3 separate regions of the Homo sapiens genome follow, and regions 2 and 3 are each linked to region 1. The links are chromatin loops, found by intact Hi-C in ENCODE. Cell type or tissue: adrenal gland. All regions are shown on one strand. Links, peaks and the distances in the headings refer to the core of each region. The heading gives the core; the rest is flanking DNA. Region 1 holds the start of LOC124903651 (a long non-coding RNA gene). Region 2 overlaps MYH11 (myosin heavy chain 11). Region 3 overlaps ABCC6 (ATP binding cassette subfamily C member 6).

What was found. Peaks named below come from ENCODE experiments on the same cell type or tissue, not always from the same donor. Only the 100,000 strongest peaks of a DNase experiment are listed, where the experiment ranks them.
Region 2: a loop joins it to region 1, with 2.4 times the contacts of the local background. A loop is called at or near these places in 60 of 110 quality-filtered maps.
Region 3: a loop joins it to region 1, with 3 times the contacts of the local background. A loop is called at or near these places in 52 of 110 quality-filtered maps.

What each region holds. Positions count from the first base shown.
Region 1 is chr16:15,756,355-15,767,513 of GRCh38, forward strand. It overlaps MYH11 (myosin heavy chain 11), which reads right to left. Exons shown (of 41, transcript NM_002474.3): 10 at 7,442-7,537; 11 at 4,186-4,304; 12 at 3,222-3,374; 13 at 1,473-1,646; 14 at 1-160. It overlaps LOC124903651 (a long non-coding RNA gene), which reads left to right and starts at 4,982. Exons shown (of 2, transcript XR_007065005.1): 1 at 4,982-5,078; 2 at 5,228-6,396. LOC124903650 (a long non-coding RNA gene) reads left to right here and starts at 2,581. Exons shown (of 2, transcript XR_007065004.1): 1 at 2,581-2,775; 2 at 2,869-3,373. RefSeq lists enhancers at 814-1,447, 1,448-2,081 and a silencer at 9,558-9,852. In adrenal gland, for the core only: no CTCF peak of the experiment used is centred there; no DNase peak of the experiment used is centred there.
Region 2 is chr16:15,817,353-15,828,511 of GRCh38, forward strand. It overlaps MYH11 (myosin heavy chain 11), which reads right to left. Exons shown (of 41, transcript NM_002474.3): 3 at 5,903-6,059. Among named protein-coding and RNA genes, the nearest start is that of MYH11, 34 kb to the right of the region's middle. In adrenal gland, for the core only: a CTCF peak has its summit at 4,680 (motif pointing left); a DNase peak (open chromatin) is centred at 4,739.
Region 3 is chr16:16,190,865-16,197,883 of GRCh38, forward strand. It overlaps ABCC6 (ATP binding cassette subfamily C member 6), which reads right to left. Exons shown (of 31, transcript NM_001171.6): 11 at 1,966-2,058. Among named protein-coding and RNA genes, the nearest start is that of ABCC6, 29 kb to the right of the region's middle. In adrenal gland, for the core only: a CTCF peak has its summit at 4,176 (motif pointing left); a DNase peak (open chromatin) is centred at 4,197.

The DNA of each region.
Region 1 (11,159 bases), core at 3,836-8,835:
GGATGATGGAGAACTCAGTCTTGTCCTTGAGCTGCTTGGGCTTCTGGAACTTGGGGTGGCTGCCCTGCTCCGTGCACAGCTTCTCCACGAAAGACTTGTCCGTGGCTTTGGGGAACCAGCATTCCTCGTCCAGCAGGGCCAGCACACCTGGAGGGTTGTTCTGTGGGAGACAAGTAGGGCTTGAATCAGAGAGAACACCCAACCTCAGGCATTCCATGAAGAGCTGGCCAACTATACACAACGCATGGGCATCCGCCGAGATCTGATACTGTATTTGCCCACATATAAAGATGAGTTTATGACCCCCATGCTTCCAAATCTACCTTCAAATTACCCTGTGCCCAATGGACCAGTAACAGGGATGGAAGGCAGAACATAATGTTTGCTGCCGCCCCCTAGTGGGCAACACGCAGGCAACATCATGAAGAGTTCATAACTCTTTTTTTTTTTTTTTTTTTTTTGAGACAGAGTTTTGCCTTGTCGCCCAGGCAGACGGTGCAGTGGCGCGATCTCGACTCACTGCAAGCTCCGCTTCCTGGGTTCACGCCATTCTCCTGCCTCAGCCTCCCGAGTAGCTGGGACTACAGGCGCCTGCCACGGCGCCCGGCTGATTTTTTCTATTTTTAGTAGAGGCGGGGTTTCACCGTGTTAGCCAGGATGGTCTCCATCTCCTGACCTCGTGATCCGCCCGCCTCGGCCTCCCAAAGTGCTGGGATTACAGGCATGAGCCACCGCGCCCGGCCGAGTTCATAATTCTTGCAAATGAATTTGTTGCTTGACTTGAATTCACCTAGGGTTCCTGTTAGAAAAGTTTTTTTTGGAGACAGGGTCTCACTCTGTTATCCAGGCTGGAATGCAGTGGCGCAATCTCGGCTTACAGCAACCTCTGCCTCCAGGGCTCAAGCAATCCTCCCACCTCAGCCTCCCAAATAGCTGGGACCACAGGCGTGCACCACCAGGCCCGGCTAATTAGTAGAAACCCTGTCTCTACTGAAAATACAAAAGTTAGGTGGGCGTGGTGGTGCACGCCTGTAGTCTCAGCCACTTGGGAGGCTGAGGCGGGAGGATCACTTGAGGCAGGGAGGTGGAGGTTGCAGTGAGGCAAGATTGTGCCACTGCACTCCAGCCTGGGCAACAGAGTCAGACCATGTCATAAAAAAAAAAAAAAAAAAAAAAAAAGCAATGGCAGAGAAGGAAAGGGAAGGGAAAGAGGGTAGGGAAGAAAAAAAGGAAGAAAAAAGAGGATGGAAGGAAGGCAGAAATTAAAGAAAATACCTTTGATATGAAAATGTGGGTTAATGGAAATTGTAAGAGTTCACAAGGATTCAGCTTACAGCCTTTCAGGACTGGGTGATGGATTGGGTGGGGGAATGCTATGTGCATGGGGAGAGTGTGGGGTCCACGTCGGCTCCACAGAGGCCACACACGTGTACAAGGTGTGACGGAGCCCCGCACGCCCACGTGCCCCTCACCGGTCGCTCGATGAGCTCGATGCAGGGCTGTAGGTCCAGCCCAAAGTCGATGAAGTTCCACTCGATGCCCTCGCGCTGGTACTCCTCCTGCTCCAGGATGAACATGGTGTGGTTGAAGAGCTGCTGCAGCTTCTCGTTGGTGTAGTTGATGCACAGCTGCTCGAAGGAGTTCACCTGAGCACATGGCGTGGGGGCGGGGCGTGAGCATCTTGGTATGAAGTCAGAAGACAAGGAGCCCCACAGAAGCTCCACCCGACAGCGCCCCCATGGCCCGCCCACATCCTGTTCTGCCATCCCAGCACCCAGACAGGGCTGAGGCCCCAAAACATGCTGCCTAGAGTCCACCAGGGCTGGTGAAGTTGATATCACATGGCCCTCACACACCTTAAAGATGCTTATCTCCTCCATCTGCACAACCATCTATGGATGGACAAACCTCGTAAGGCACGCTACTGCATGTACAGATGTGGAAACATTTTACAGATGTGAAAACAGAGGCGCAGAGAGAAAGTGACTCGGTAGTACACTTCTTTCGGGACATCTATCAATCTTAAAACCTCCTGGCTGGGTGTAGTGCTCATGATTGTAATCCCAGCACTTAGGGAGGCCAAGGCGGGAGGATCACTTGAGGTCAGGAGTTTGCGACCAGCCTGGCAAGCATAGCGAAACCTCTCTCCACTAAAAATACAAAAATTGGCCAAGCACAGTGGCTCATACCTGTAATCCCAGCACTTTGGGAGGCCGAGGCTGGTGGATCATTTGAGATCAGGAGTTTGAGACTAGCCTGGCCAACAGGGTGAAACTCTGTCTCTACCAAAAAAAAAAAAAAAAGTAGCCAGGCATGGTGGCACTAATCCCAGCTACTCGAGAGGCTGAGGCAGGAGAATCACTTGAACCTGGGAGGCGGAGGTTGCGGTGAGCCAAGATTGCACTACTGCACTCCGGCCTGGGCAACAGAGCGAGACTCTGTCTAAAAAAAAAAAAAAAATTAGCTGGGCACAGTGGTACACTCCTGTAGTCCCAGCTACTCAGGAGGCTGAGACAAGAGAATTGCTTGAACCCAGGAGGCGGAGGCAGCAGTGAGACAAAATTGTGACACTGCATTCCAGTCTGGGCGACAGAGCAAGACTCTGTCTCAAAAAAAAAAAAACAAGACAAGACAAAAAAAAAACCTTCCCTTTCTCTGAGAACTTTCTTCAAACCCATGGGTAAAGGATCCAATATCCATGTTTCTACTACATGAGGTATTGCAAGCTCCTGCAAACAGTTCTTGGCTTGGAGGTGACCATGTAGCCCAATTCAGGTGAGTAAGAGTCAGTGAGACTTAATTCCAAGATTTTGGTTGGAACTGTTAGAAAAGAGATATGTGCTTTTTTTTTTTTTTTTTTTTTACCAGGATTACTGAGAGGCAGTCTGGAGCTGTGGCAGCCATCTTGCCCCCGTGAGGGGAGAGCCTGCTTGAGAATGGAGCCAATATGGAGGAAGGCAGAGAGAGAGAGAGAACGATGGCGGGAGATCAGACCCTGCCTACGGGATCCAGCTACATGTCTGGCCTTCTCAGTTCCAGAAACCAATGCATTTCCTGTTGGATTTCTGTCTCTTATACCCTCAATGATCCACCCTTAACTAGACAGCCTCCTACCCTACAGTAGCCATCTACATGCCTTTCTCCAAAATCATGACTCCTCCAAGAAAAAGCCCATCTCAGACAACCAAGACCATGGCTCTTAGGATCCCACCGAGCTGTACCTCAAAGATCTCAAATCCAGCTATATCCAGGATCCCCAGGAAGGAAGCCCCTTGCCGATGGGTCTTGTCCAGGGCTTTGTTCACGCGGGTGAGTATCCAGCGGAAAAGGCGCTCATATGTTGCCTTGGCCAAAGCCTCTACAGCAAAGTCAGCCTGCAGAGGGCAACCAGGGGAACCCGGTTATTCTCAATGGGCTCCATTTTCACATAAGCCAGGCTGGTGGTGAAGATTTTTATTCTTGGCCGGGTGCAGTGACTCACACTGTAATCCCAGCACTTTGGGAGGCCGAGGCAGGTGGGTCACTTGAGGTCGGGAGTTCAAGACCAGCCTGACCAACAAGGCAAAAACCCTTCTCTACTAAAAATACAAAAATTAGCCAGGCGTTGTGGTGCATGCCTGTAGTCCCAGCTGCTTGGGGGACTGAGGCAGGAGAATCGTTTGAATCTGGGAGGCAGAGGCTACAGTGAGCTGCGATGGCACCACTGCACCCCCCCCTGGGCAACAGAGCAAGGCTCTGGCTCAAAAACAAAAAACAAACAAACAAACAAAACCTGACATGGGACTGTGAATATTCTAGTATTGAATAAATGAGGGATAAAGAGATGGATGGGTGGATGCATGGACAGATGAATGAATGAATGAATGAATGGAATGACAGCTGGATGGGTGATGGATGGACGGACAGATGGACAGATGGCTGGGTCATGGATGGATGGACAGATGGATGAGTGAGGGATGGAGAGATGATGGGTGAGCAGATAGATGGGCAGATGAATGGATGGATGGATGGATGGATGAACAGACAGATGAATGAGTGGGTAGAAAGATGGATGGATGGACAGATGCAGAGGCAGACCATGGGTGAATGGATTAATGAATACATGAATGAGTGAACAGGTGGATAGATGGATGAATGGATGGATGGGTGGGTGCATGGATGGATAAGTGATAAGTACATCATTACCTGTTCTTTTGTCTGAGCTTTCTGTACCACATCTCGCCCAACCTTGATACGAGGAGTGAGGATGGATCTGGTGAAATCTGTCACATTAATTCCCATGAGGTGGCAAACTTTCTGAGCAGCTGGATGGAGAAAAGAAACATCGTGAGTGCATCACAAAAGAAATAGCTTGGCAAGAAGACACATCGCATGGGATATTTGTGATCTGTGAATACAGCGGGTTCTCTTGGGGAAATGGGACCCGCTGACCATGAATATAGCTTGAAGTGTCCTAAAGGCTGCTGTCATTAGTGGTCACACTCCCCAGTATTTTGCTGAGAGGCAATGATTGGGGTGGGCTGAAGCAGGCCCCAGTTGGGGGTTTAGGGTCAGGTAGTTCTAGTTTCAAGTCCCTGTCCCTTCACACTTCCAAGTCATGTGACTTTGGAAAAGCTCTTTACCCTCCCAGCATCTTGCTTTTCTCAGCTTTAAAAAGGGTCAGCTCTTCGGTACCTTGTTGGTACCCAGGACTAAATAAGGTAAAGTATGTAAAGTCCCTGAGATAGATAGATTTATTTATTTATTTATTTGTTTATTTATTTATTTATTTTTGGAGACAGAGTCTCGCTCTGTCGCCCAGGCTGGAGTGCAGTGGCGCGATCTCAGCTCACTGCAACCTCCGCCTTCCGGGTTCAAGCAATTCTCCTGCCTCAGCCTCCCGAGTAGCTGGCATTATAGGTGCCTGCCACCACACCCAGCTAATTTCTTTTGTATTTTAGTTGAGATGGAGTTACACCGTGTTGCCCAGGCTGGTCTCGAAGTCCTGAACTCAGGCAATCCGCCCACCTCGGCCTCCCTAAGTGCTGGGATTACAGGCGTGAGCCACTGGCCCTTGAGATTTATTTAACAGTTACTTAGTAAGTATTAAATAGTTATTAATAGTAACATTTATTGAACAGTTACTGTTCAATAAATATTTCTTTCACCCTTCTAGGATATGTGTTGCAGCATTGTTTGCAATAGCAAAATGCTAGAGTCAACCTAAATGCTCTTCTTTTATTTTGAGATGCAGTCTTCCTGTCGCCCGGGCTGAAGTGCAGTGGTGTGACCACGAGCTGGTCCCTTAACATGAAAATAGCATTACATGCTGCTTTGCATGTGCAAGGCAGAGTAAATAGAGTGATTTTAGGATTTTTTTTTCCCCATCTCTTGGCAAGAGCACTTTTTCATTTCTCTTTCCCTGAGGTCTTTCCTTGGCATCCGGATTCCATTAATTTGCCAGATTTAGGGACTCTAATACATAACAAACACCTGAGAATGAAACTGCCACTGCAAAATTATAACTGAGACACTGAACAAGATCTGACCTAACGGACTCCACCTTGCTTCTAACCTCCAAGCTCCACTGAACCATTTGTGGGTGTAAGCCGAATTAACTTGGCAGGAACTTAGTTTATAGTTTATTTTTTATGTTTTGGACACAGAGTCTCACTCTGTTACCCAGGCTGGAGTGCAGTGGCACAATCTCGGCGCACTGCAATCTCCGCCTCCTGCGTTCAAGCAGTTCTCCTGCCTCAGCCTCCTGAGTAGCTGGGATTACAGGCGCCTGCCACTACGCCTGGCTAATTTTTGTATTTTTAGTAGAGATGGGGTTTCACCATGTTGGCGAGGCTGGTCTTGAACTCCTGACTTCAAGTGATCCACCTGCCTGGGCCTCCCAAAATCCTAGGATTACAGGCATGAGCCACCACGCCTAGCCTCTTAGTTTATAGTTTAAAACACAAGAACCCTTTCCCAAAACAAACCCCCTTCTTGCCTGGAGACTAGACTGCCTTTGTAGGAATAACAAATTAGCCCAAAGGTTTGAAATTATGGTTTAGGAGTCCTGTAACTGGAGGCTACAAGAGTCTGACCCTCCCTAAATTGCTCCTGGGGATAACATCACTATTGTAAAACCTAAGACCAGTACTTGAGATATTTTTGCGGACCCTGGCACCAGGTGGATCAGCTGACACCACCCAGATCGAGAAACTGGCTCATCTGATCTTATGGCCTCTGTCCAGGAACTGACTCAGGGCAAGAGGACAGCTTCGACTCCCTGTAATTTCATCTCTGACCCAACCAATCAGCACCCCCAACTCACTGGCCTCCCCCTAACCACATTATGCTTAAAAACTCTGATCCACGAATGCTCAAGGAGATTGATTTGAGTAATAATAAAACTCTGTTCTCCCATGCAGCCGGCTCTGCGTGAGTTACTCTTACTCTATCGCAATTCCCCTGTCTTGATTAATTGGCTCTGTCTAGGCTGTGGGCAAGGTAAACCCAGTAAGCGGTTGCAACAGGTTTGATCAAGGTGGGCTCTAGGGAGCGGGAAAAAGCAACACAATATACAGCCTGGGCTGGGAAATAAGAAACCTAAGTTTTGCTCTCAGCTCAGCCACCAACAAGCATAGTGGTAGCCAGGCCAGCTTCTCAAAACACAAAATACTGTTTATTTGTGGGTAGGTTTATCAGATTTAGGGGGAAAATTACAGGATGCTCAGTTAAACCTGAATTTCAGATAAACAAGAATACTCTTTTGGTATAATCACGGTCCAAATGTTACAAGGGACATAATTAAAATTTAAAAAAAGGTTTGTTGTTTACCTAAAATTGAAATTTATCTGGACATCCTGTATTTTATCTGGCACCCCTAATTCTCAGGGCAATTGAGGTCTGTCTCCCCAAGACGACCACAGATACCGTAAGAAGAGCTATTCTTGTGTCATTTCCTGCTGTATCCCAGTGGCATATTGCAGGGGCTTGAGAAATATTTCTTTAACAAAACAATTAAGTGGGGTATTTTAGAAGAGATGGTCCCTCGGGATCTTGTCTGGTCACTATTAGGGGTAGGACGTGATGACTCTTGCCTGTAATCCCAGCATTTTGGGAGGCCAAGGTGGGAGGATCACTTGAGCTCAGGAGTTCAAGATCAGCTTGGGCAACACAGCGAGACCTCGTCTCTATTAAAACTTGTAAAATTTTGTATTTAAAAAAAAGAACAAATAAATAAAACTATTAGGTTTGTTTTTTTTTAATCCCTGCGCTCTGATTCAATAACTTTCCACATAGGGTCTTGAGCACTGAAAAGTTTGAAAAAGTGAGTGATAAGAACCTAGTCCAACTGTTGTTAAAATCCCAGATACCTTCACCTTGAAAAATAACCAGTGGTTAAATGTCACCTCCCCCACCCCCCCAACCCCAAAGTCATTGGTCATCAGGAAAAAGTGGCAAGTACCTGTGTTATCTGGCATGGACGCCTGGTCTGTGTTTCTTTCCTTCTTGAAGACGATATTTCCAAGCTGCAGGACCGATGATACCACCTTCAATATGGCTGAGGTGGGGAGAGAAGGGCAGAGCAGACACAAAGGTCAATGCCAAGGTACCCTGGAGTTTTGGAGCCTAAAGCCACTGGGGACCCAGAGCCAGCTTACATCTTTCCTCTGAAGAAACTAGATTCTGAGCTCAATATTTTCATATGGTTGCTTAAAACCTTGCATTACAATGGAATGCCACGCAGCAGGGACTGGCAAATTACAGCCCATGGACCAAATCTGGCCCACTGCTTGCTATTATACATAAAGTTTTAGTGGAAAACAGCTATACTCATTCATTTACATATTGTCTGTAACTATTTGCATGCTACACTGGCAGAGTTAATGAGTTGCAACAAAGATCGTCTGGCCTACAAAGGCTAAAGAATTTACTATCTGACCCTTTACAGAAAAATGTGTTAGCAACCCCTGCCACAGAACAGTGAGAATGAATGAGCTACAACTACCACAAATCAAAACTGATGTATTGGGGCCAGCATAGTGACTCATGCCTGCGACCCCAGCACTTTGGGAGGCTGAGGTGGGAGAACTGCTTGAAGCCAGGAGCTTGATACAGCCTGGGCAATGTAGGGAGATCCTGTCTCTAAAACAAAAAAAAAACCCTGACATATCTTCCAGACACAAATACCGAACAAAAGAGGACAGATGGAAACAAGAACATACTGTCTAAGTCCATATATAGACCGTCCATTCAAGAAGAGGCAAAACTAATCGATGCTGTTAGAAGTCAGGATAATGATTATCCTTAATTGAGGGAAGTTCTTAGAAGGTGCATGTGGGAGCTTCCATGGGGCTGGTGGCATTGTCTTATTTAAAATGGATTCTAGTTACACAGACGTGTTCAGTTTATAATAATTCTTTGCACTGCACGCTATGGCATACACAATTTTCTCCATGTAAATCATATGTCAATAAAAGGATTTTTGAAATAAAAACCCTGTGCTTCTTACATACTCTTCTGGGTGTAACAGATGCCCATGTTGGGATGAAGAAGATATACATTTGTTTCCACTTGTTGTCCAGGTGTCTCCAAACAAAAACGCTGTGTTCCCAGAATACTTGGAACCTTTCTGACTCCATACTCAGGCCATGTTACTGTTAAAATAGTTTCTATGTCTGAAATCCCCATAAGACCATGAGTTTCTGGAGAGTGGAGGGCCTGCCCTAATCATCTTTGAATTTCCAAAGCCTATTCCAAGGTCCTGATACACATGGGAGGGAGGGAGAGAGATGGATGGATGGTAGGTGGAAGGTGGATGGATGGATGAATGAATAAATGGATAGAGGATGGGTTCATGGATGAATGGACGGATGGATGGATGGGTGGGTAGATGAATGGGTGAATGATGGACGGATGAGTAGAGGATAGATGGATGAATAGAGGATGGATTGATGGATGAATAATTCATGGATAGAGGATAGACGGATGATGGATGGATGGATAGAGGATAGATGGATAGATGGAATGGACAGAGGATTGATGGATAGACGATGGATAGATGGATGGAGAATTGATGGAGGAATGGATACAGCATTGATGGATGGATGATGGATGGATGAATGGATGGATGGACAGATGATGGATGGATGGTAGATGGATGAATGGATGGATGATGATTAATGCAAATTCTTGGCTTAGCTTAACTCAGGTACAAATCACCCAGAGTTCTGGCTTCAAATCAGTCACTATGTTCCAGGAACAAAGCCTAGAGATCCCAGACTTCTCTGGTTCCTCAGGCCAAACCAGACATTACAAGGCCCTTCACAACAGCTATTCTCACGCCATGGGGTCCCTGGCCCAGCTCAGCAAAAGGACCCAGCTGCTGACCACCCATCCATTTGCTCCCACTTACTATGGTAGAAAGCCTTCTCCCCAAAATGAATGAAGCTGCTGTTGACAGGGCTTGGAAACACACTTCCTTTTAACCATAACATCTATGAAAGAGTCTTTGTAAACTATGAAGAGTTGCACTCACAGTTTTAAAAGTGTCAATTTAAACTAAAGATTCCTGAAATGCCTGCACAGCCCAGGCGAGCCGGCCAACTCAGGGTTTCTCAATCTTGTCACTGCAGAAATTGGGGGCCAGATAATTCTCTATTGTGGGGAGCTGTCCTGGGTATCATGGGAAGTTTAGTAGCATCCCTGGCCTCTAACCACTAGATGTCAGTGGTGGTTACCCTGACAGAGTTGTGACAACCACAAATGTCACCAGATACTACTCAATGTCCCCTGGGAGGCAAACTCACCTCTGGCAGAGAACCACTGGTCTAAATGAACAAAGCCAACTAATGAGGACTGTGGGGACCCAAGGAGGCCACAAACCCATCTGAAGGGGCCAGCAGCTACTCCGTCATTGCCACAGGGGATATAAGCCAAGTGTTGCTGGAACTTCTGATTTTTCTAGATAATGGAAACCCAGAGTTTTTATGTGAAGTGTACCCATGTTTTTTGGTGTGTGTGTGTGTGTGTGTGTGTGTGTGTGTGTGTGTGTGTGTGAGACTGAGTCTTGCTGTCACCCAGGTTGGAGTGCATTGGTGCAATCTCGGCTCACTGCAACCTCTGCGCTTCCCAGGTTCAGGGGAATTCTCCTGCCTCAGCCTCCAGAGTAGCTGGGATTACAGGCGTGTGCCACCACACCCGGCTAATTTTTCTATTTTTAGTAGAGACGGAGTTTCACCATGTTGGCCAGGCTGGTCTCAAACTCCTGACTTCAAGTGATCCATGTGCCTTGGCCTCCCATAGGGTTGGGATTATAGGCCACAGTGCCCGGCCTACCCATATTTAAACTTTAGGAACCAATTTCTAAAAATTTTGAAGGTTGTAGTGGCCGATCTCTCCTGTGGGCTCAGGAACCATTGGTTTGCACTTTCTGGTATAGTTAAATGTAATTCCAGAAATGACAAAAGAATGCCACCACTCCCAGGCCATAAGAGATGAACCTTGGGGCAGAATTAGCAGACAGCAAAGAAGTAAACCAGTGAGGAGACACAACACAGCAAGGGTGGTGACGGCTGGCAGCATCCTGGTGTGCTGGTGCAAAGCACGCGCTCTGCAGTTAGAGAGTCCTGAGTTCAAATCCCAGCTTTGCTTCTTATAAATCTCATTATCTCTGAATTTCCAAATCCTAGTTCCGGGTCCAGATACACATGGGGAGGGAGGGAGATGGATGGATGGCAGATGGAGGGTGAATGGATGGATGAATGTATAAATGTATAGAGGATGGGTTCATGGATGGATGGGTGGGTAGATGGATGGACGGATGGGTGATGGATGGATGGGTGATGGAAGGATGAGTAGAGGATAGATGGATGATAGAGGATGGATTGATGGATGAATCATGGATGAATAGAGGATAGAGACTCTACATGAGTCTCAATAAGTCCCATGAGCCTCAGTTTCCCTATCTGCAAAACGGAGATGGTAACAGTAGTACCTGCTTCGTGAAGTTTAGGTCTTGTAAGATGCTGAGCAAGGGCCTGGCCTAGTAGGTGATAAAGAGTGGAAGCCACCTATATTAGGTTGAATGTTGGTCTTTCTAAAATATGTCCACCTGGAACCTGTGAATGTGGCCTAATTTGGGGGGTTACATTTATTTTTTTTTCCTTTTTGTGGATACCGGG
Region 2 (11,159 bases), core at 2,667-7,666, 60 kb after region 1:
ATGGTGGTGTGTGCCTGTAGTCCCAGCTACTCAGGAGGCTGAGGCACAAGAATTGCTTGAACCCAGGAGACAGAGGTTGCAGTGAGCAGAAATCATACCACTGAGCTGAGATCGTGCTGCTGCACTCCAGCCTGGGTGGCAGGGCGAGACTCTGCCTCAAAAAAAAAGGGGGGGAGAATTTAAAAAATAAACATGACATAATTTATGCATATGCAGATATAAGATACATATTTTAAATATCAGCTTCTCTTCCCATACCCTCAAGGGGCTTGGCTTCCACTTGGGAGGGTGCCATGTTGTGAAGTATCTCTTAGAAAGTCCCTCCCATTTTCCCAACTCCTGTGAGGCAGCAAAGGGCTGAGCTCTGGCTCTGAGCTCCCTGCCACAGTATACTAGTCAACCCCTCTAAACCAGCTCCTGCCACACTCATCATACCCATTCTCACCCCTACATTTATGCTTTTATTATTCTTGGCTAGAAAGCCATCCCTGCCCCCTTCTCTCACCTTAGCAAACCATTCTTCGAGGCTTATAAAGCCCCACCTCTCTCAAATAACCCACCCCATCCATCCTGACCCTGGTAGGTTCTTTTCTATAAATAACTCTAATAATTCATTGATTCAACAAATACTGAGCAGCTACTATGTGCCAGGCACCAGAAAATGTGCTGGAGATACAATGATGCACATGCAAGAAGGATGGAGTTTATAGGTCCTCAGGAACTTACTGTCTATGTGACACAACTGCAATGCTTCATCTTATATTCAGTGCATGTGTGTTACCCATCCCTCCTCAATCCCGCCTTTTCACACCCCATCTTTTCCATGAAGAACTCAAGGAAGAAGCCACATGTGCTAGCTTTCTCTCTCCACCTTCATGGTAAGCTTAGTGTGGATCGCAGCCCAGTGACTTAACAGAATGAGATCGTGCCATTTATCAATGGAGTCAACACACTGGGCCTACGTGTTTCTTCACAAAAACCAATTTCCTACTTGGGAATGGAGAAAAAATTAAGCAGGTGAACGGAATTCTTCCCAAGCTTAAATTTTTCTCCATTATTTTTGACATTCTTTTTATTTTTTATTTATTTATTTATTTTGAGATGGAGTCTCGCTTTGTTGCCCAGGCTAGAGTGCAGTGGCGTGATCTCGGCTCACTGCAAGCTCCGCCTCTTGGGTTCACACCATTCTCCTGCCTCAGCACCCCCTGAGTAGCTGGGACTACAGGCGCCTGCCACTGTGCCTGGCTAGTTTTTTTTGTATTTTTAGTAGAGACGGAGATTCACCACGTTAGCCAGGATGGTCTCGATCTCCTGATCTCATGATCCCCCCACCTTGGCCTCCCAAAGTGCTGGGATTACAGGCGTTAGCCACCGTGCCCGATTCTTTTTATTTTTGGAGTCCGCCATCAATGATTTGCCAGAAAGCACCAGGTCATGCCAAAATAGACGAGGGCATAGCAGGTGTTGGTTAACATTTAAATTAAGTAAAGAGTTTATCTTTTATGGATGTGCATATTCACGGTTTTCATTTTCTTTCTTTCTTTCGTGACAGGGTCTTACTCTGTTGCCAAGGCTGGAGTACCATAGCACGATCATAGCACACTGCATTCTTGAAGTCCTGGGCTCAAGCCATCCTCCTGCCTCAGCCTCCAGAGTAGCTAGGACTACAGACTCACGCACTGTGGCCAGCTAATTATTTTTTTGTAGAGACAAGAGCTCACTATGTTGGCCAGGCTGGTCTCTAACTCCTGGCCTCAAGTGATCCTCCTGCCTTGGCCTCCCAAAGTGCTAGGACTGAAGACATGCTGCTGTGCTCAATCATGATAGTCATTTCCTATTGGAGCTTACTATGTGTCAAGTGAGCATTTCTAAGTAGTTTCAAGAGAGCTGACTATGCAATTTTGTGTTAAAACCTAGAGACCATGAGGAATCAAATATATGAACACAGGGTGTCCTTGTCAATTACAACATTGCCTCACAGTTAAGAGGTGGTCTAGCGCAGGCATCTCAAACCACCGACTGGTACTGCACAGCAGGAGGTGAGTAGTGGGCTTCATCTGTATTTACAGCCACTCCCTATCACTCCAATTACTGCCTGAGCTCTGCTTCCTCTCAGATCAGAGGCGGCATTAGACTCTTATAGAACCACCAACCCTACTGTGAACTGCACATAAGAGGGATCCAGGCTGTGTGCTCCTTATGAGAATCTAATGCCTGATGATCTGTCACTGTCTCCCATCACCCCCAGATGGGACCGTCTAGTTGCAGGAAAACAAGCTCAGGGCTCCCACTGATTCTACATGATGGTGAGTTGTATAATGATTTCATTATATATGACAATGTAATCATAGAAATAAAGTGCACAATAAATGTAATGCGCTCGAATCATCCCGAACCATCTCTCCCCTGCGGTCCATGGAAAAACTGACTTCTATGAAACTGGTCCCTGGTGTCAAAAAGGTTGGGGACTGCTGGTCTAGGAAAGCAAAAGTCCCCACAACACAAAAGTATTCTTCAATGACTACAAGAGCGATCAAACTCCACCGAAACCTCCTTCTCCGACGATTCAGTGGCTTCACCTTGCCAATTATTGGGTATCAATAGCCACCATCATGATATGAACACAAAACAAAGTGGCAGTTCTGGAAAACAAGGTGCAGTGACTGGCAAAGTCAGTGGCCTTGGAAAGGCCAAAAAAAAGATTCAGGGGCCAAGTGTGGTGGTGCACACCTGTAATCCCACCACTTTGGGAGGCCGAGGTGGGAGGATCACCTGAGGCCAGGAGTTCAAGACCAGTCTGACCAACATGGTAAAGCCCCATCTCTACTAAAAATACAAAATTAGCCTGGTGTGATGGTGCATGCCTGTAATCCCAGCACTATGGGAGGCTGAGGCGGGCAGATCACAATGTCAGGAGATCGAGACCATCCTGGGTAACATGGTGAAACCCCATCTCTACTAAAAATACAAAATTAGCCGGGTGTGGTGGCACATGCCTATAATCCCAGTTACTTGGGAGGCTGAGGCAGTAGAATCGCTTGAACCCAGGAGGTGGAGGTTGCAGTGAGCTGAGATCACACCATTGCACTCCAACCTGGGCACCAAGAGGGAAACTCCATCCGGAAAAAAAAAAAAAAAAAGAAAGAAAGAAAGACAAAAGAAAGAAAAAGATTCAGGGCAATTCACAGCTGAATGAACGCTAAGACCACAGGGGCTTTGAGAGACTTAAACACTAAAGAAGTAAAAGAAGCCCTTAGGAAAACTGGTGACCCATCAAATAAATCTGTAAGAATGATCCTTTTTAGCTCGGGCTGCAGAAGTCAAGCATGACATGAAGATGTCGTTTTATGCTCACATGATTTCATCCCTCAGCCCAGAAAAAGTTACAGAAAAAAACCCCACACCCACTCTTAATTCATTTTATACTGAATCTACAAATTAGCACCTACTTGTAATTAAAATAAAATTCTTATTACATGTAAGCTGAAATTAACCTATTTTTATAATTTGCAATGTTGGTTTTCTTTTCTTTTCTTTTGAGACAAGGTCTGGCTCTCTCACCCAGGCTGGAATGCAGTGGCGTGATCTCGGCTCACTGCAACCTCCACTTCCTGGTCTCAAGCGATCCTCCCACCTCAGCCTCCCAAGAAGTGGGACTACAGGTATGTGCTACCACACCAAAGTAATTTTTGTATTTTTTGTAGAGACAGGGTTTCGCCATATTGCCCAGGCTGGTCTCGAACTCATGACCTCGAGCAATCCACCCATCTGGGCTTCCCAAAGTGCCAGGATTACAGGCGTGAGCCACTGTGCCTGGCCTGCAATGTCATTTTTCAAGCTCAGTCAAATATTTTGCCCACTCTCTTTCCCTCCTCCACACACATACTATCTACAGTGAAACTTTGGTCTCTGTTTTAAGTGATCTTTTTCTGGAACGAATTATCTTCAGATAGTAAAAATTTCCTTCATTTCATGCCATTTAGTTCAGTTAGTGTAATGAAAGGTCACGTAACAAAATGTTAATGGTGATGAGTTTTGGATGATAGAATCATAGGTGCCAGCAAGTTCTCTTTTACTTAAATATATGTTTAAGTTTTTCTAGAATGAATATACAATATTAAAGACTTTTTCAAGTTACAAATAAATTTTTTCAGAGCACTGTAGAAATGCTTACCCATCTGTCGCTCCCCCTCCTTCTCCTTTGCTAACAGAATTTTCTTTCTTTTTGGTATTTAGATTAAAATGTGCTTAGTGGGACCTCAGCTCCAGAAAAGAACCAGGAATTGCTGGGTATGGTGGCTTATGCCTGTAATCCCAGCACTTTGGGAGGCCGAGGCGGGTGGATCATGAGGTCAGGAGATCGAGACCATCCTGGCTAACAAGGTGAAACCCCGTCTCTACTAAAAATACAAAAAATTAGCCGGGCGCGGTGGCGGGCGCCTGTAGTCCCAGCTACTCGGGAGGCTGAGGCAGGAGAATGGCGTGAACCCGGGAAGCGGAGCTTGCAGTGAGCCGAGATTGCGCCACTGCAGTCCGCAGTCCGGCCTGGGCGACAGAGCGAGACTCCGTCTCAAAAAAAAAAAAAAGACAGATACCTGACTCCAGGAGCCATCACTTTACAACCTGAGATTACAGCTCCAAGATTGCCTTTGCAAGGCTCCACCTGCTGGTCTTTGGAGGTAATGGCAGGCCCTGCCTAGAAGGGCCAAGATTCTGGTCCTACCTGTGGAGTCTGGCTCACTGTCAGAAAGTTGGGGCACTTATACCTGAGTCCCTCTATCTTGGGGGCGGGGTCGTGGCATCTCTCAGGCACACCTGGATTCCGGCCTCAAGAACTTCCAGAATTGGGCTCCTCTCAACTCCCAACTCAGATCCCTGGGTTCCCACCTGTTGGTGCCCTTTCAGAGGGGGTGTGAGTTTTCGAGTTTCTTGTACTCTTCGCCTGACCTGGTACACTTGTTTGCATTAACTGCCTAGTCCCTCTGTTTGACTTGGGGGTGGCTATTTCAGGGGCTCCAAAGTGTTCTAAATAGAAGGTGAGAAGGCCTGGGTGCAGTGGCTCATGCCTATAATCCCAGAACTTTGGGAGGCCAAAGTGGGAGGATCGCCTGAGGCCAAGAGTTTGAGACCAACCAGTATAGCAAGATCCTGTCACTTCCAAAAACAAAACAAAACAAAACAAAAACAAAACAAAAAAACCCACCTTTTTAAAATTAGCTTGACATGACAGTCCACACCTATAGTCCCAGCTACTTGGGAGGCTGAGGCAGGAGAATTGCTTGAGCCCAGGAGGCGGAGGTTGCAGGGAGCCGAGATGGCACCACTGCACTTCAGCCTGGGCGAGAAAGTGAGACCCTGTCTCAAAAATAATAAAACAATAGTAAAAATAATAACGTATAAACATGAAAGTAATAGGCACAAGTCTTAAGTTTGGAAAAACCAGCATTAACAATCTTCACAAGAAGCTACAAGATAGAGACTATCACCCCTTTTGACAAATGAGGAAACTGAGGCTGAAGAGGAAAAGATATTTACCCACAGTCCCACAGGGGTTGAGGGACAGGTAGGTGTCAACACAGACCACAATGGCTCAGCCCCAGGGCTGTTCCCCACCCTCTTTCCATCCTTTGCAGACAGCTGGCCCGACGGGGACCTTGGGCAGCGAGCCCCGGAGCTGGAGCTGGAGCGGGCCCATGCCCGTATTTGCCCAAGCTCTTGGCTCTCCCTCACCCTCCCAGGCTGCAAACACAGATGTTCCTTTTGCTTTTTCCCTTTTTCAGCCACAGTAACTCCTGGTCCCTCGCAGTGCCTGCCAAACTCCACATTCCTGGCAAGAACTGCAGACAAGCAGGACAGGAGGGGCTCCCTGGAGCTGGCCCCGTGCAGCCCTGAGTTCACTCACCTTGAAGCATGCTCCGGTAGGCCGTGTCTGCGATGGCGTAGATGTGAGGCGGCATCTCGTGCCTCTTCTTGCCCTTGTACATGTCGACGATCTTCTCCGAGTAGATGGGCAGGTGTTTATAGGGGTTGACCACCACGCAGAAGAGGCCAGAGTACGTCTGCAGACAGAGAACCCAGCTTACTTCCAGACCTCCTCCAGGGTAGACAGATTGCACAGAAGCACTCAATATTCTCATGTTAGAGATGGGGAAACTGGAGCTTGGAGTCTTAGTGGAAACCCTGGGCCTCACTGATATTCCAGGTACGTGGGAAGAGGAGAAAGGGCGAGAGTGGGTTTCCAAGCTGCCTATGTTTTATTTTGCAACTGTGGGGGGTTTTGTGTTTGTTTTGAGATGGGGTCTCACTCTGTCACCTAGGCTGGAGTGCGGTGGTGTGAACGTGACTCACTGAAACCTTGACCTTTCTGGACTCAGGTGATCCTCCTACCTCAGCCTCCTGAGTAGCCAGGACTACAGGCGGGCGCCACCAGGCCTGGCTGATGTTTATATTTTCTGTAGAGACATGGGTTTCACTGTGTTGCTCAGGCTGGTCTCAAATTCCTGGGCTCAAGCAATTCTCTCATTTCAGCCTCCCAAAGCACTGGGATTATAGTTGTGAGCCATTGCACCTGGCCAAACTGTGGAGTTTTGAAGAGCTCTGGGTTCAAATCTCAGCTCCACTCCTCCGACCTGCCACTTTACCTCCCCGGACCTCACTGGCTTAAATAACAGCCACCGTTCATTGAGCACTTACTATGTGTTGGGCACCGAACTAAGCACTACGCAGGATCTTTTTTGGATGCTGACAATCATATTAAATGCTCATCATTTAACAGGTGGCACAGAAAATGAACAGTGTGCTTAAGATATTAACTCAGGAACATTTAATAAAGAAAGTGTTTACAGATATGTGTGCAGAATTAAAGAAACCCAACCAGTGACGGGAGCAGTTAAGTCTGAAGAGCAAGAACAGAAGAGAATGTTGTTTACTTTTTTTTTTTTTTGAGACAGGGTCTTGCTCTGTCGCCCAGGCTGCAGTGTAGTGGGGTGATCTTGGCTCACTACAACCTTGAGTTTCTGGGCTTAAGTGATCCTCTCGCCTCAGCCTCCCAAGTAGGTGGTACCACAGGTGTGCACAACCATGCCCAGGTAATTTTTATTTTGTTTTTTGTAGAGACAGGGTTTCACCATATTGCCCAGGCTGGTCTCGAACTCCTGAGCTGAGGTGATGCGCCAGTCTCAGCCTCCCAAAGTGCTGGGATTACAGGTGGGAACCACCGCACTCAGCCAGAGAGGGAATGTCGTTAACTGAACATTGGAGGCATAGAAAGCCACACACCCCTAAAAAGGGGCTGTCCAGAGGGATCCGCAGTCATACAGAAACACAGCTGCCAAAACTGTGGTCCAGGAGGGAGGGAGGAAAAGGTAATAATCCTCCAAGCTCTCTCTCCTCCCACCACCCTCTGATCTCTTTCTGGGACCTCCCAATGTCCATATCTAAGAAGAAACCCCAGTGACTCAGTCTCTAGAAGATGGCAGAGGCATCTCCTCGTGGCATCTTCACAACTACTCAGTAACAGTGATTTCCCCACCGCCTGTTTGACAGGAGGGCAAAGTGAGGCATGGTGAGGTTGTCACCAGGTTACACAGCTGGAGGGAAGTTGGGAACTAGAACTCCTGTTTACCCCACAGCGCCTGCTCCTGATCATTAATACCTTCCCCATCTGCAAAACAGAGACCAACACTGACATGAGCTCTCCAATGTGGATGAAGCTTGAAAATATGCCTAGTGAAAGAAGCCAGGCACGAAAAGTCACGTACTCTATCATCTCATTTATGTGAAGTGTCTAGAGTAGGCAAAGCCATGGAGACAGAAAACAGACTTGTGGTTCCCAGAGGCTGGAAAGAGGTGGGAAATGAGGAGGAACTGCTCATGGGTATAAGGTTTCCTTTTGAGGCTATAAAAATGCTCTGGGGCCAAGTGTAGTGGCTCATGCCTGTAATCCCAGCACTTTGGGAGGCCAAGGTGGGAGGATTGCTTCAGGCTAAGTGTTTGAGACCAGCTCAGGCAACAACAGCCGGACCCCCTCTCTACAAAAAAAAAAAAAAAAAAAAAATAGCTGGCCATGGTGGTGATCACCTGTAGTCCCAGCTACTTGGGAGGCTGAGTCAGGAGGATTGCTTGATCCCAGGAGCTCAAGGTAATAGTGAGCTATGATTGTACCATTGCACTCTAGCCCCTGGGTGACAGAGCAAGACCCTGTCTTGAAATTGATAGCTGTACAACATTGTGAATGCACTTAATGGCACTGTTTTCTTTAAAATGTTTAAAATGGTAAATTTTATGTCATATGCACTTTACCATTTAAAAAATAGCAGTCCTCTCCTACTGGGTGAATAGGAGCATCTGAAAATAATCAGATCAGGGACGGAGGAGTCAAGGCACAAGGCGAGTCCCGCCATGCTGTACGTGGTAAGGCACTATTGTCATGATTTTTCCTTACTGGATACTAGATTTTCCCATGGTTGAGGTCACAGTTCAGGAGACAGGCTCCAACCCGTCTCACAGGAACTGCTTTCCCCAAACGATAAACATCAGTACTGCCCAAGACTCTGATGGCCATAAAGCGTATCCTCTTCCCTGCAAGTGACTTAGGGAGAACCACAGATCCATCTCTCAGTTACAGCTAGGGTGAACCAAGCAACAGAGGGTTAAGTGACTTGACCGAGGTCACCAAAGAAGATCCTGGCAGCACCAAGCCCAGCCTGGCCCGCCCCCAGGTATGAGCATGGTCCATTATGCTATCCAGCCTAGGCCCATCCAACAGAAACAGAAACTACTGATCGTTCGTTCATTCATTCATTCATTCATTCATTCATTCATTCATTCTGTACGTCCCAGATGCCATGCAAAAGGTGCTGGGACTACATTAGAACATTAAAAAAACACAGGATCCCAGCCCTCAAGGGCCTTTTAGTCAAGGGCTGGAGCCAATTAGAGAGTGGGAAAGTCTGGCTGGGTGTGGTGGCTCACAACTGTAATCCCAGCACTTTGGGAGGTCAAGGCAGGAAGATTGCTTGAGCCCAGAAGTCTGAGACCAGCTTGGGCAGCACAGTGAGACCCCCATCTCTATAAGAAATTTAAAAATTAGCTGGGCATGGTGGCATTCACCTGTAGTCCCAGCCACTTGGGAGGCTGAGGTGGGAGGTTTGCTTAAGCCTGGGAGGTTGAGGTTGCAGTAAGCCGTGATTGTGCCATGCACTCCAGCCTGTGTGACACGGTGAGACCTTGTCTCAAAAAAGAAAAAGAAAGAAAAAGAGAGAGTGGGAAGGTCCTTCCAGGGCTCAGTCCACTCAGGGACAATGGTATGTAATGTCTGGGGGTGCTGCAGAGGAATATTCTTTGAAGGTACAGGATTGTTGGGCGCAGTGGTTCACACCTATGATCCCAGTACTTTGGGAGACCAAGGAGGGCAGATTGCTCACACTCAGGAGTTCAAGACCAACCTAGGCAACACAGTGAGACCCTGTTTCTACCAAAAATACAAAAAATTAGCAGGGCATGGTGGCACATGCCTGTAGTCCCAGCTACTCGGCAGGCTGAGGCAGGAGAATCACTTGAACCTGGGAGGTGGAGGGAGGTTGTAGTGAGCCAAGGTGGTGCCATTGCACTCCAGCCTGGGTGACAGAGGGAGAACCCATCTCAAAAAAAAAAAAAAAAAAAAAAAAAAGGAAACAGGATTGATGGAGACGGAGGTTCTCACCATCCCCTAAAAGGAGAATGAATGAGTCAACATATGCCTGTCTAAATAGCCATCAACCATTTACTGAGCACCTACTATATACCACATCTGTGTCAGAGGCTGGAGATAAAGAAATCAATGATAGCTCCTGCCCTTAAAGAACTTAAATCAGAGGGGGAGACAAGTACATTAAAACACGTCGTAAGAACAGAGAATGATAGGAACAAGGAAGGGAAGGCCCTAACCCACATTGGGGGTGGTCAGGGAAACCTCCAGGTGGGGAGGTATTCCCTGCACTGAGTCTTAAAGGACAACAAGGTGTTAACCAGCTCAAGACAAAGCAGGGACATGGGCAGAAAAACAGGACACGGGGTCCGTGGGGGTGAACTATAAGCAGCTTGGTATAAGCGGCTCCATCGGACCGAAATGGAGAAGCAAAGCAAGGGTTAGAGGTAAGCGGGGCCCAGGAGCAACATCCAGCCTGGTGGGGCTGGGAGTGGGGGGCTGCCTGCCTGGACACCCCTCTTCCCCATTCCATCACCCAGGACCCTCCCACCCATCCTGCAAACACCAGCTGCAAGTGCCTTGAGTCCGGGGAACCCCCTTTCTCCTCTTCAGTCCCAGCACAGGCCTTGGTATAGAATAGGTGCTAACTAAATGCTTGCTAAATGCATGCCAGGGGAATAAATTAATGATACAGCTTCCTGGGAGCAGGGACAGCCTGACTTCACCTCCGTGACCTGGGGGCCTTGCACGGCGGCAGTAGGTACTCAGTGGACTACACTGAGCCAGGCCAGGGGCTATTTCCTGTTCAATCAGTGTCCCCTGTCCCCAGGACAAGCCTCCCAAAGAGAAGAGCCCAGTCTGTGGTCACCTGAACAAAGGTCAATCAAGCCCCACCCTCCTTCAGGCCTCGACTCCATCTCCAGCTCCTCTGGGGCCATGTCCACTGCCACGCCCCTTTTGAATGTAGGTATCATTTACAGCCCAACCTGTCCTCACTCAAGCCCTTGACCTGGAGGCAGTAAAGGGCAGTGGCTAAGGGCTCAGAACTGGGTATGGGGTACTTGAATTTGAACCTTCACTTTGCTACTTCTTCGCTGTGTGACCCTGGGCAAGTCCCTTAACCTCTCTGAGTCTCACTTATCCTCATCTACAAAACAGGGAGGCATACGAACAAGCCCTTCATAGATGTGCTGCGAGATAATGCTCGAAAAGCATTTAGCATGGCGGCTGGTATGTAGTAGGTGCTCAATCAATGTTATTTAGTGACTCTTACTATGCTCCCTTCATTTCACGAGAGGGAAGTCTTGCCACCTTAGAGCCTTCAATATGCTGTTCTCTCCACTTGGAACACTTTTCCCCTCATCTTCCCACAGCTGGTTCCCTCTCCTCTTTTAGAGCTCTGCCTAAATGTTACCTCCTGGACTGTGACCCACACACTACTGTATCTCCTGCACCCCGCACAGTGCCAGGG
Region 3 (7,019 bases), core at 2,020-7,019, 430 kb after region 1:
GGGGGATGGAGCTGGAGAAGAGGGAGGGGAGGGGCTTGAGATGGGGGTGGGGGGTGGGGGCTGGGGGGTAGGGGGGTGGCGGGGGCACCTAAAACCCAGGCACAGGGAATAGCATGACTCAGAGGACACTCAGTGTGACCAGAGGAGCGTGTGGGCAGGGTCACTTGGCACTTTAAAGTCAGGCAGAAGAATTCAGGGTCTCCTGTGCTTCACCATGGGGCGGGGGGCATCATCAGAGGGGCAGCTGCCTGGAGAAGGTTTTACTTTTTGAGACCGAGTCTTCCTCTGTCGCCCAGGCTGGAGTGCAGTGGTGTGGTCTCGGCTCACTGTAACCTCCGCCTCCTGGGTTCAAGCGATTCTCCTGCCTGAGCTTCCCGAGTAGCTGGGATTACAGGCGCCCGCCACCACGCCCGGCTAAATTTTGTATTTTTTGTGGAGGCAGGGTTATGCCATGTTGGCCAGGCTGGTTTTGAACTCCTGACCTCAGGTGATCTGCCTGCCTCGGCCTCCCAAAGTGCTGGGATTACAGGTGTGGCCTCCCAAAGTGCTGGGATTACAGGTGTCAGCCACTGTGCCCAGCCTAGAATGTTTTAGAGGAGTCCACGCAGGAGGCTGAAGAAACAGCCCAGGTGACAGACGGACACTGGGACAGCTGGGCCAAGAGAGGAAATAAGTTCCTTCCCTCCATCCCCCATCTCTCCCTCTCTCTTTCCCGCCTTTTCTTTCCTTCCTTCCCTATCTCCTTTCTTCCTCTTTCCTTTGCTTTCTTCCCTCTTTCCTTTTATTTCCTTCCCTCCCTCCCCCCTTTCTTCCTTCTCTCCCTCATTCCTTCTCTTCCGCCCTCAATTCTTTCCTTCCCTCCTTCCCTCTGTCCTTCCTCCCCTTTCCTATCTTTCCTTCCCTCCCTCCTTTTCTCTCCTTCCCCTCCCTCCTTCCTCTCCTCCTTTCCTTCTTCCCTCCCTCCTTTCTTCCATAGTTCACAAACACTTACTGAGAACCTTCTGCCTGCCAAGCACTAACTAGATGCCGAGTTGGCCACAATCAGTGGCCTGTGCTGTTGCAAAGCTTCCAGTTAAGGAAAACAAGGCAATCAACCCTGCCGGGTGCTTCCTGTAGGACCCTGTAGGTTGTGGGAAGTGCTGTGGGGGGAAAAAAGCAAAAACAATCCCAGGGCAGGCAAAGGAGAGGCTGCTGCTGGGAGGGGAGGGATGGACGTGCCATTTCCTTGCTGGAGGGTGGTGAGGGAAGCCGCCCTGACTGCAGGGAGGTGACAGAGGATCTTCGGGAGTGAGGGTGATCCAGGTGGAGGGAACAGCTAAAGCGAAGGCCTGCAGGGATGTGTGAGATCGGGCAGGTTTGAGGATGGGAGATGTGTGGGGAAAGGCAGGGAAGGAGGGGAGATGGGTAGAAGGTGAGGTTGGAAGCAATAAGGCCAGCTCAGGGCGGGCCTGGTGGGCCACTGTGGGGTCTTTGGCTCAGTCTGAGGAAAATGGGGCCGCTGTGGGTCTGAGTAGAGGAGGGGTACAACGTATTTGGTTTGCATAGGTCTCCTCTGGCTGGGAGTGGAGAGAGGCTGAGGGCAGAGGCGGGGAGTGAGCCAGGGGCTTGCTGCTGTGACCTGGGTTAGAGATCATGGGGTTCGGAGAGCCTATGCTGGGAAGTGTGACATTTTGGATGCATTTTGAAGGTGATGCCAAGCAAATCTGCTGACAGATGGGATGTGAGAGAAAAAGGCATTGAACTGACCCAGGGCCTGTGGCCTGAACATTGGAGGGACGGAGCCACTGTCCATTGAGAGGATAGGGGGAGGGGGTGCAGGTCTGAGTGATGGGCAGCTCACAGACGACAAGAACAAAGCCAGACCCGTGGGCTCGCACTCAGCTCTCCCCTCCGCATCTCCCACACCAGGACCTGTGGCTTCCTCCCTACTTCCTGCCTGGTCCGTCCCTTTCCCAAAAGCCAAACCTGATGGTGGTTCCTTTTCTTGGAGATGAAGAAATTCAGAGGGAGGAGGCTCAGGAAGACAGCGATGGCAGTGAGGGCGGAGGGCCCCAGGAGCTGGGGATAGAAGGGGCAGGATGTCAGGAGATCCCGAGGAGCCCAGCTCTCAGAGGCACGTGAACCAGAGCAACTCCATCTTGAATAGGGACTGGGTAAAATGAGGCTGAGACCTACTGGGCTGCATTCCCAGACGGTTAGGGTATTGTAAGTCACAGGATGAGATAGGAGGTCGGCACAAGATACAGGTCACAAAGACCTTCCTGATAAAACAGGTTGCAGTAAAGAAGGCGGCCAAATCCCACCAAAACCAAGATGGCTACGAGAGTGACCTCCCGTCATCCTCACTGCTACACTCCACCAGCGCCATGACAGTTTACAAATGCCATGGCAACATCAGGAAGTTACCCTATATGGTCTAAGAAGGAAAGGCATGAATAATCCACCCCTTGTTTAGCATATCATCAAGAAATAACCATAAAAATGGGCAACCAGCAGCCCTCTGGGTTGCTCTCTCTATGGAGTAGCCATTCTTTTAGATCTTTACTTTACTAAAAAACTTGCTTTTGGCCGGGCACGGTGGATCATGCCTGTAATACCAGCACTTTGGGAGGCCGGAGGCGGGCAGATCACCTGAGGTCAGGAGTTTGAGACCAGCCTGGCCAACATAGTGAAACACAGTCTCTACTAAAAATATAAAAACTAGCCAGGTGTGGTGGTGGGCACCTGTGATCCCAGCTACTCGAGAGGCTGAGGCAGGAGAATAGCTTGAACCCAGGAGGCGGAGCTTACAGTGAGCCACGATCGCACCACTGCACTCCAGCCTGGGTGGCAGAGTGAGACTCCGTCTCAAAAAACAAACAAACAAACACTTGCTTTCACTTTATGGACTCGCCCTGAATTCTTTCTTGCACGAGATCCAAGAACCCTCTTTTGGGATCTGGATCAGGACCCCTTTTCTGTAACACAGCTGCAGACCCCGAAGGTGGTCAGACTTGGGTCCTAAGATGGGGATGTCAGGGAATCTGATAAGGGCAGCCACCAGGTCCCAGGGATCTGTGCTCATGGGGTCTGCTGTGTCAGGAGATGCCTGCTGAAGGTGGGGTCCTTCAATGTCAGGGAGGGAAACAGCCCTCTTACACGATAGGGAGAGAGTTATATTCAAGACAGATTGTGCACACACACGAGTGGGACTGGGGGGTGTTCCCAGCCACAACAGTAAAGTTGAGACCTATGGAATCAGGGGACCTGGTTCAAATCCTGACCCTGAGAGTTTTGAGTGTGGCCTTGGGGCAAGTCATCTCCCTTAGGTGCAATTCTCTTGTCTGCAAAATGGGAATAGAGTTGTTCTCATTTGGCATTTTCTCTTATTGCGTTTAATTATTTTCCTAATCTTCATTTCATCCCTCGCAAGGGTTGTCAGATTTAGTAAATCATCATACAGAATGCCCAGTTACATTTGAAGATAAAGAGTGAATAAGGTTTTAGTCTAAGTCTCGTGAAATATTTGGGACATACACTGAGAAATTCTTCCGTTTGTCTGAAACTCACACTTCACTGAATGTCCTGTGTTTTCTCTGGCAACCCTGCTCCCCCACCAACGTGGTGATTTTGGGATGGTTATCTTCCCCCTCTCGGCTTTGGTTTCTATATCTGGAAAATGTGGAAGTGGGGGGTAGAATAAATGATTTTTAAGTTGCTGTGACTTTCTGAGATTTCTGCACAGGTTATTTGGACCCATTCTCTTGACAAGCCCCACCCCAACTCCAGTCTGTGTGCCTCAGTTTCCCGTCTCAGTCCTTAGGAACACTATGTTTATTTATTTATTTATTTGTTTGTTTATTTTGAGATGGATTCTTGTTCTGTGACCCAGGCTGGAGTGCAGTCTCATGATCTTGGCTCACTGCAACCTCTGCTTCCCAAGCGATTCTCCTGTCTCAGCCTCCTGAGTAGCTGGGATTACAGGCATGTGTCACTCGGCTAATTTTTGTATTTTTAGTAGAGATGGGGTTTCACCACGTTGCCCAGGCTGGTCTCGAACTCCTGGCCTCAAGTGATCCACCCACCTCAGCCTCCCAAAGTGCTGATATTACAGGTTTGAGCCACCCCACCTGGCCTGGGAACACTATTTTCTAACATTGGGCCAGTTTGTTTCATTTATGCGGCAATGGCGCTACCTAGTGGCTCAATGGAGAAGGGCGCAGAGGGTAAACACCAGCCCACAGCAGGGCTTGGAAAAACACTCAAGGAATGTGAGCAGAAGATGAACATCTCTGTCTGGGGGAAAAATGGTATCATTAAACTGTAGCAACCTCAGTGTCCACTCCTCCTTCACCAAGACCTCACGGTGATGTTAGGAACTGTCTACCAAGAGGCAGGAAAAGTACACAAGCAAAGTAACATGGTGCATTATCTATGGATATCTTGTTGGTCTCATCTAATTTTTTTTTTTTTTTTTTTTTTTTTTTTAGAAGGAGTCTCACTCTGTCGTCCAGGCTGCAGTGCAGTGATGTGATCTCAGCTCACTGCAACCTCCACCTCCCGGGTTCAAGTGATTCTCCTGCCTCAGCCTCTCTAGTAGCTGGGATTACAGGCACATGCCACCATGCCCGGCTAATTTTTATATTTTCAGTAGAGACAGGGTTTTGCCATGTTGGCCAGGCTGGTCTTGAACTCCTGACCTCAAGTGTTCTGCCGGCCTTCACCTCCCAAAGTGCTGGGATTACAGGCGTGAGCCACCGTGCCCCGCCTGGTCTCATCTGATTTTTAGCAACGGTGGGGTCAACCTGATCAATTGCCCTGAATTTTCCCATGTTCTTCCTCTCTCCCTCTCTTTCTTCCTAATGATGACATTTATGTACTGCACATGAAGCCCTGTCTGAGTGCCTTATGTTGTAATTGCTAAGCACCTGCCTATTGTTTGCAAGGCCCTGGAATACAAGGTGAAGACACTGGAAAAAGTCCTGGCCCCTAGCCTTAGCAAAAACAATCATATGCATGAGCATTCGAGTTTTTTTTGGAATATTCAGCAATTACAATCAAAATGCCATTAACAGTTTTTACAAGGCCAGGCACAGTGGCTCATGCCCGTAATCCCAGCACTTTGGGAGGCTGAGGTGGGCAGATCACCTGAGGTCAGGAGTTCAGGACCAGCCCAGCCAACATGGTGAAACCCAGTTTCTACTAAAAATACAAAAATTAGCCAGATGTTGTGGTGCACGCCTGTAATCCCAGCTACTCAGGAGGCTGAGGCTGGATAATTGCTTGAACCTGGGAGGTGGAGGTTGCAGTGAGCCGAAGTTGTGCCATTGCACCAAAGCCTGGGCAACACAGTGAGACTCTGTCTCAAAAAAAAAAAAAAAATCAAAAGGATACTATTTCACGACATATGAAAATGATATGCACTTCAAATGTCAGCATCCATAAATAGAGTTTTATTGGAGGAATACCATGCCTGTTTGCTTAGTATGGTCTACAGCCACTTCTGCACTCCAAGGGCAGAGATGAATATTTGCAGGAGAGATGGTGTGGCCTCCAGTGTAAAAAGCATCTACTGTCTTATCCTTTATGGAAAAGTAACTAATGATAATATTACAAATACCTACAGGGTGCAGTTGTGTGCCCGGCACCCTTTTAAGTGCTTTCTACATATGGGCTCGTTTAATGCCTCAGCCCCTCTGGGGCAGGAGTGCTACTGTTAATTATGATCCTCACGTTGGAGACAAGAACAGGAGGCACAGAGAGAGTAGGGTCCTTGCACACAGATTCACAACTGATAAGTGGTCAGAAGGAGGATTTGAGCCTAGGCAGTTCCCGATACAGAGTCTAATTTTATTTTTACTTTTATTTATTTGTTGGAGACAGAGTCTCACTCTGTCACCCAGGCTGGAGTGCAGTGGCATTATCTCAGCTCACTGCAACTTCCACCTCCAAGGCTCAAGCGATTCTCCTGCCTCAGCCTCCTGAGTGGATGGGGTTATAGGCACCCACCACTATGCCCGGCTAATTTTTGTATCTTTCAGTAGAGACGGGGTTGGCCAGGCTGGTCTGGAACTCCTGGCCTCAAGTGATCCACCTACCTCACCCCCCAAATTGCTGAGATTATAGGCATGAGCCACTGTGCCTGGCCCAGAGTCTGATTTTAATTTAAAAAAAGAAAATCCTATACCACAACGTTAAAGGAATGAAGTTGGAAAGTAAATGTTTTGTTTGTTTTGTTTGGTTGTTTCCTGATGGCTACTTTGTGTTTTTTGAACACTAAGTAGCAATTTTTCCCCCTAAAATGTTCTCCTCTTGTGTTTTGTGGACAGTGGCTATGGTGGTGCCTCAGGGTTACTGGTAACTTCAAAACATGGTTAACTTGCCTACTGGGTACCCTAATAGCACATGGGGAAGTATCAACGTCATCATCATCATCTTTCTACAGAGGAAACTGAGGCCCAGAGAGGGTGAACTTCCTGCCCAAGGTCAAGTGAAGGTCATCCTTATTGAGGACTTTTCCCATCGTATCAGACAATAGTAGGCAAATTGAGACAGGATTGGAGGAGGAGGAGAAGGAGGAGATGGGGGTGGAAGGGGAGGAGAAAAAGGAGGAGAGGAAGAAGAAAGGGAAGAGAAGGAGAGGGAAGAGCAGAGGGAAGAGAGGGAGGACGGTAGAGGAGAAGAAGGGAGAAGGGAAGAAGTGGGAGGGAAGATGACAGGGAGCAGAAAGGAAGAAGAAGGTGGAGCAGGAGAGAGGAAGAGGAGGAGGAGGGGGAAGGAGGAAAAGGAAGGGGTGCAGGAAGAGGAGGGGGTGCGTGGGCAGAAGGTGGGAGAGATGCAGGAGGAGGGAGGGTGCAGGGAGGGGTGCAAGAGGAGGGGGGCAGGAGGAGGAGGCTGGGGCAGAGGGAGAGGGGAGGAAGCCTTATGAGCTTCTACACCAGGAATGGAATCCAGGGTGATGAAGGCAGAACAAGGGTAAAACCTTTCATGTGCCTCTCTGACACCAACCTGGTTCTCCCACAGCCTCAGACTTGCCCTAA